Regions from separate parts of the Homo sapiens genome. Here region 2 is linked to region 1. A link is a contact called in ENCODE Hi-C data. All regions are on one chromosome and are shown on one strand. The core of a region is the stretch at or near the end of the contact, and the rest is flanking DNA. Distances in the headings are between cores, read along the strand shown.

What was found. A loop is a pair of places that touch in the nucleus more often than their neighbours do. Pooled maps may share reads with other maps.
Region 2: a loop to region 1 is called in a map with no recorded cell type, with 7 times the contacts of the local background. The contact joins two enhancer-like sites. A Hi-C loop is called at or near these places in 3 of 168 maps with a recorded cell type or tissue (B cell, GM12878 and OCI-LY7), 33 of 37 single-sample maps with no recorded cell type and 8 of 50 pooled maps.

The regions. Positions count from the first base shown.
Region 1 is chr6:157,665,601-157,669,245 of GRCh38, forward strand. The region is part of intron 8 of ZDHHC14 (zDHHC palmitoyltransferase 14); the gene reads left to right. Among named protein-coding and RNA genes, the nearest start is that of MIR3692, 140 kb to the left of the region's middle. Within about 2 kb of position 2,036, at least 2 of the 41 ENCODE cell types and tissues checked have a DNase peak (open chromatin) inside an H3K27ac peak, as active enhancers do.
Region 2 is chr6:157,569,345-157,572,989 of GRCh38, forward strand. The region is part of intron 2 of ZDHHC14 (zDHHC palmitoyltransferase 14); the gene reads left to right. Among named protein-coding and RNA genes, the nearest start is that of MIR3692, 42 kb to the left of the region's middle. RefSeq lists an enhancer at 3,488-3,645. Within about 2 kb of position 1,832, at least 3 of the 41 ENCODE cell types and tissues checked have a DNase peak (open chromatin) inside an H3K27ac peak, as active enhancers do.

The DNA.
Region 1 (3,645 bases), core at 786-3,285:
AGAAATTAGAGATAAATGCTTTATAATTTTACGTCTAGATAAGCACCCTGATATTGCAGGTCAAAAAATTAGATAAATATTGATAGAAAGCTGGCATCAAAGTACCTAATGAGGTCTTATTTATTATCTCAAAAATGGGAAAATTCAGTGTTAGTGTATCCTCTCTCACAAGTGGGGGATGGGGGTGGTTATTCAGTGCCTATGAAATTTTCTCTCTACTATAAATTCTCAAGGAAGAAAATGTTAGGGAAGCAACAATGTGACATCTAAAGCAATAATGTGATGGGTGTGACCACAGGTGTCTCTTGCCATCTGAACTCCTATGAAATTTCAAGGACCCATACTGGAAGTATGTGCAGATAACCCAGAGCCAGCTGAGGACCACATTTTCATTATTGCTGCTTCCCTCATTATTGGCTTTTATTATGAGCTAACATTGAAGTTCTATCTAGAACAATGTATATGCATGACATACTCACGACATCCAGTTATGATCCACTTTTTAGTGTACACACTTCATTTGATTGTCAAATAATTTAACTTTTGTATAGCATTGGTGTCATCATTTATGCTTATATCTGGCACTTGTTGCTACAAAGGTCCTTTGGGATCGCATGCTAAATGCAAAGATAGTAACATGGTACATAATTGCTACAATTTTGTTTTTAGAAAATCATTTACTGTATTTACTTAACCTAACATTTTAAATACCCCAATCCAGTATCAAAACAAGATTAAACCAGCAGTTGCATGATTTATTAAGCTAGTATTGCAGAAGAACTCTCCATGTAATCTGAAAAATCAAATGTAGTAGGAAAAAAAATAACTTAGGCAAACGTAAATGATAATGTTAAATAAAAGAATACAAAAAAGCTCTCCTTCCAACCTGCACCTGCATTTTAGGTGGACTTTAGAAGACTGTGGTGTTTCTGTAACTGTTAATAAGCATTCATAAGACCCCAGAACAGAGCTTCACAGCCAAGCAGAAATACATGATGCGTAACTCTAATGCTTTTGACAGAATTGGAGCAAAAGAAATAAATAATTTCACTCATTCTTAATTTGTACACAGACCATCTAGAAAGCTCCTAGTTTTGCTTTTAGTAGCATCTGTACACTCGGTTTTTTCAGACAAGACGTCAGCTAGGGTAAAATAAAATGTATTCCTACATGAGCAATTTTATTTGAGAATCTGCAGAAACAGGAATGATCTCTATGGCATTTTTAAATTGTAACATTAAGTGCTAATGTGTATGACTTCCAGACATCTGAAGCCATAAACTTCTTTGCAAGTTACATGCCGACACTTCATTTGGGCAGTAAATCAGCTGTCACAGTGACTTACTGCAATGACAGCAAAAGCTCCAGCACTCCAGACAGTGGGATTTTTATGCTGCCAGCAGAAAGGTCTTTTCATAGACACTCTTACAAGAAATCAAAATTCTATTCTATTAGTATCCAGCATTCGGCCAATTTTTGACCTTAAAAATTGGTAATGTCATATGATTCAACCTAATATTTGATACATATGAACTTTTAAAAGGTTGTTTTGGAATAAAAACATGAGTATCTCAGTTTTCTGTTCAGAGTAGATGGACTATCACTGTCAGATATCTAAGTGGTCAGCTGTTTTTCCTTAGGATTATATAACTGGTTAGATCAATTCAAACATAACCAACGGCTTCTTGGTGTTAGCCGGGATGTATGCACAGCCACCAAATTGTAAGAGAGAAAAAGCGAGCGGTGATGTCTCCCTCTACTGGTGGAAGGTAAAAGGGTCCTCAAATGAAAAGCCAGGAAGGCTGGGTAGCGGAGGGAAAAGGGTTCAAAGTAAAAAAGAGAGAGGTAGAAAGGAAGAAACAAAGAAGAAAAAGAGAAGACGGAAAAAGGAGAAGTGGGAGAGAAATCAATGGGGAAGAAGGATAGAGGGGAAGAGAGTTGGTGAGTCCAGAGAGCAAGAAAGTTAAGTAGAAAAGTCAACAAGAAATGGGCAAATAAGAATTAGAAGCAAAGGTTTAAAAAAAAAAAAAGGGAAGTGTAAGAATATTTGTCATGGCCATCTCCACAGTAACCCTGAAAATACTGGCCATTTTCCCCCATGACTTTCTCAAATGAGAATCACAGCCATGAAGGTTTATGAACCCATCGCCCTTGGAATTCTGGCAGAGTGGAAAATTAGGAAAAGCTCTTTTAAAAAAATCAGGTATCCCTGAGTCATTTGATATCTAAGTTTTTTCTAAGAAGCATATGTTCAAAACAGGCGACGTTTTGAGAGCGTTTAATGAGAATTGTAAATTCCAGTCAGTAGAGTCATTGCACTACCCTTGGTTGGAATCTGACAAAACTCTGCTCTGTCCACGCCAGTGCTCTCTTCTGAGCCAACAGGAGATTTAGATGGGTGACACCCTGCAGAACAGAGCCTGGTCCCCGTGTGCCCCAACTGAGATTTGCCTTCTAAATGGAAATCAGTTTGAATGTGGCAAAGTGTTTTCAAAGCTGTGAACTACACGCAGGACTTAGATACTTAGGTGCCTGATGCCAGTGCCCCTGCCCCCTGCTGTCATCCCAGCAGGAAAGCTGGGGAGGGCACAGAGAGTAGGTTCATTATTACTACAAAAGCAGTCCCTCTATCAGGGGAAACACCCATAGCTAGACTTAGATAGACAGTCATCTTTTAAGATGTTTAAACAAATCTGTGTAGAAGAGGTGCTTATCATCAGATAAGTCAGGGTTCCAAAGAGTCATTTGGAAAACATTTCTGAGTGACTTCTATATAGATTTTTTAAATTAAATGGCTTACGGGCTAGGCACGGTGGCTCAGACCTGTAATCCCAGCACTTTGGGAGGCCGAGGAAGGCAGATCACTTGAGGTCAGGAGTTTGAGACCAGCCTGGCCAACACAGTAAAACCCCCATCTCCACTAAAAAAAAAAAAAAAAAAAATACAAAAATTAGCCAGGCATGGTGGTGCGTGCCTGTAGTCCCAGCTACTCAGGAGGCTGAGGTAGGAGAATTGTTTGAACCCAGGAGGCAGAGGCTGCAGTGAGCCAAGATCGTGCCACTGCACTCCAGCCTGGGTGACAGAGTGAGACTCCATCTCAAAAAAAACAAAACAAAACAAAAATTAAATGGCTTAGGCTAAACTTCTTCTTTCACAAATATTATTTCACACCTTCTTCAAGTCCTTAAGCTTCACCCTTGACAAACTCAAGAGCATTTCCAACAAGGTCCTGGCCAGTGAGGCCCACACAGTGTTTGCTACAGTTCTTAACAAGTCGTAGGTACAGCATGGCAAAGCACCAGTAGGTATGTGCTGGAGTGGGCCAGGTTTGGAGTGGTCTGAACCATGCCATGGGAGACCTCCTTTAAGAAAAAACAAACAATATGCAGAGAACGAGGCCTTGGAAAGAGGCTGTGTAAGTAAAGGAGCCTGAAGCATCATTAGCTTCCCAGTAAAGCCACCTCTAGGGCTGTTATCTTTAAGTTAGCAAAGGGATGTTTGCAAATGGAAGTCTCCGAAGGTGCACCCAACTCTGCATCAACCCCAACAGGGAACACAGTCTCTCAGGAGCTTAACCGACCACTGCCGACAGCCACCTTATCCGAGAAGGTTCTCGTGGGTGTGCAGGAGCTCTTTGCAGGCTTA
Region 2 (3,645 bases), core at 582-3,081, 96 kb before region 1:
ATCCTAATTTTGTTTATTTGTAATAAATAAAATAATAATTAATAATAATCCATGCTTTCCCCACTGATTTGAAAGGCTGTATTTATCAGATACTAAGTCTTAGAAAATTTGTCTATTGGGGATCTTCTATTTTGTTTCAGTATTTTATTTATTCCCGGGCCAATGATTTCCCCTTATTATTTTACTTTTGCAAATATTCTCACGTTTATTCTTCCAGATGAAGTTTAGAATCATTTTGTCAAATTTGTCAAAATTTTTCTAAATCATATTGAGATTTCTATTAGCATTGTAATAGATGTATAAAGTAAGTTGGGAAGAAGTGACATATTTAAAATACTGAATCTTCCACCGCAGGAAGCAGAGTGTCTCTCTGTGGTTTTCAAAACCCCCTTCAAGTCTCTATATTGTTGTATTGTTTTTTTCTTCACACGGAAGCTACCTACCATTTTTTTGTTAGCTTTATTTCTAGAGTTTTGTGGTTATATTTTTCTGTTTCAAAGGAGACATTGTCTTCTTTGTAGTTTCCAACTGTTTGTGTCATTAAATATATAAAAATACTTTTAAAGCTTGTATATATATTGGTTTATATTTGTTAACCTTAATGAAGATTTTTATTCATTTTATCCAATCTGTGTTGATTAGAGGCAAAAAAGAAAAGAGCTTAGGACCATAATAGATGGGCATTTTTATTCTTTAAAGTATAGTGTACTTATAAATAGCATCCCCTGCTTCTGTACTGGTAATCCTAATTCTCTTTTCTTCAATGCTAAAGATAAAATCTTGCACCAGTCCGGTGTAGAATGAGTGATAAACCAGCCCTTGCATTCAGGTCTTTTGCTAATGCTCTCAATATTAATGCCACTCAAACTTCAATAAAAGCCTGTCTGATTTTCCTGGTGATAATGGTGAAGCCTGGCCCTGCCATAGCGTGGTATCCAGTGTCCACTTTTTACCTTTGTTCTTGTCTACTTGTCTTACAATAATGCAAACACTGACAACCCAAATTGATCTCTATCACTGTACAATATTTACCCATTTCTGACAATGCAGAAATTATGTACCACAAAGTGGAAACACACAAATATTTCTAGCTTTGGCTTTCAGTGGAAGAACTGATCTTCACTTACGCAGCACAGCGGTTTTGTGTATATACTCAGAGAACTTTGACACAATTTGAGGGAAATTAAAACTTTGCAAGGACAAAGCCACTTTCTTTTCCTTTCAAGGGCAAGGCTTTGGCATCCATGTGGAAAAAAATAGTATGGAAAATATAAGGTAGTCATTAATTTTCATTTTGTTATGAGCATGTATTGGATTAACTCAGTTAAACTAAAAAGGTCGCAGCTACTAAACACTTTCTTTTTATTGTTTTTAATTGTACTAATTAGTGATATATATATGTATATACATACACACACACACACACATATATATATACACACACACACACATATATATACACACACACACACATATATATATATATACACACACACATACATCTATATTGCCCTTCTGAGTCTGGGCAGCCCCTGAAAAAAGAGCTTTTGATAGCTGTGAACATCATAGCATCTGACAGTTCAAGGTCTTTGCATGAATTACAATGTCCCTGAACTGCAGGAACTGAGATTGTCATGGTTTAAAAATGGAGAAGCTGAAGTCTGTTTTCTCCACCAGATCAAAGAATCATACTCTTTACTGGGGCCATTCTATGTTTCCATTTTCTGGAACTTATATTTTCAAAACAATTTGTAGGAATATTTGTGTTTCTATTCATGGAATCATTTTTGAACATTGATGTTTGCCACTCCGCATTCACGTTAAAGTTCAAGCAAATAGCCACTTCAACTTCATGAGAGCATGCCTATGTGCACGAGAGCATTCCTTGAATGAAACGTACTTTATTAGGGTCTTTCTCACCTAAAATCAGCATGCACTCTAGACCACAGCTATTGTCTGTCATGATGTTTTTCAAACTGTGCCTCCTGGAGCCCAGGCAAGGGACAGACATGTTGGGTGTCCCCATAAACCAGAGCTGCTTCACTCTCATCTGTTTTGTATACTGAGGTTCTTTGTAAAAGTTTCTTTGAACGGAAACTCACGATGCTATAAATAACAACAAAAACAAACAGTTTAAACACCTGGCCTGGCTGTTTTACTGGGCAGACCTTCCATAATTAACTAGATAATATCAGCTCTTTGGGTGACGGGAGCATCTTCGTAAGTGGCTTGCATCTTTCTCTTTTGTCTGTGTTTTTAGCCAGCTGCTTAGATTCCCCAGCTAATGGTACTGAAATGCAGCCTTGGGGTTCAGCTGTTACTTGTATGGTGTACAAACCTGTCTCTCTCAGCTGTACACAGGGAGCTGTTATAAAAATGCATATTCTTAGCCCCTCCTGCAGATAAGAATCTTCAGGAATGAGGAATCTGTATTTTTTTTTTTTTTTTTTTTTGAGCCTGCTAGGTAAGTAAACCTTTCGTGAATGGTGCTTGGGGCGGGGACTTCACCAAGCTTAGCTAACTAGTTGGCTGACTTGCTGTTAATTTTGTCCTGCCTGCTAATAAGTGTGTGCACCTACGGCAAGGCTCCTCAGATTTTCACGTGCATCCAAATCCAAATTCAGGGTGGGAGGGTGTGTGGGGAATCTTTGAAAATGCAGATTCTGGCTCAGCAGGGTCGGGGCTGGGAGGAGACGCTGAGATGATTCATTTCTAATAAGCTTCCTGGTGATGCCAATACTGCCAGTCCATGGCCCACACTTTGAGTAGCAAGACCCTAGGGCAGGGCCTCTCAGCCTCAGCACTCTTGATATCTGGGGCTGGAACGTTCTTTGTTGGGAGGGGCTGTCCTGCACATTGTAGGACATTTAGCAACACCCCTGGCCACCACCCACTAGGTCCCACTTGTGACACTCCCTCCCACTCATGACAACTACAAACATCTCTAGATGGTTTCAGATTTCCCCCGGGAGGCAAATCGCCCTGGTTGAGAACCACTGCCCTAGATGATCCCGATCATCAGCCAAGTTTAAGATCTGCCATGAGTATGATTTGTCTGCACACTTAAATTATTAAAAAATACAGATTCTGGGTTTATCTGGCCTCCCTAGAGTACAAGCCACAATAAGAAAGAGGACTAACCTTTTTTTTTATTTTATTATTATTATACTTTAAGTTTTAGGGTACATGTGCACAACGTGCAGGTTTGTTACATATGTATACATGTGCCATGTTGGTGTGCCGCACCCATTAACTCATCATTTAGCATTAGGTATATCTCCTAATGCTATCCCTCCCCCCGCCCCCCACCCCACAACAGTCCCCGGTGTGTGATGTTCCCCTTCATGGACAGAGGACTTACCTTGTTTACCACTGTATCTACAGCACCTAGAGGACTGTTGGGCATACAGTAGGTGCCTAATAAATATTTGAATGAATGCATAAAGAACCTAGCACTGCATAGCACATGAAACTCATTCTTCGAGGCCACCTGTTTCTGTTCTCTATTAAGTAGACAGAAAAAGGTTTTCTACTAATACTTCCATTGGGCTTTTTCCCCCGTCAATTCCTTGTTAAGGCCCTAAGTAGTCAGGTTCTCTTGGGGCTAGAGGGCCTATTTAAAGTTCTTATCCTACAAATGCCTTC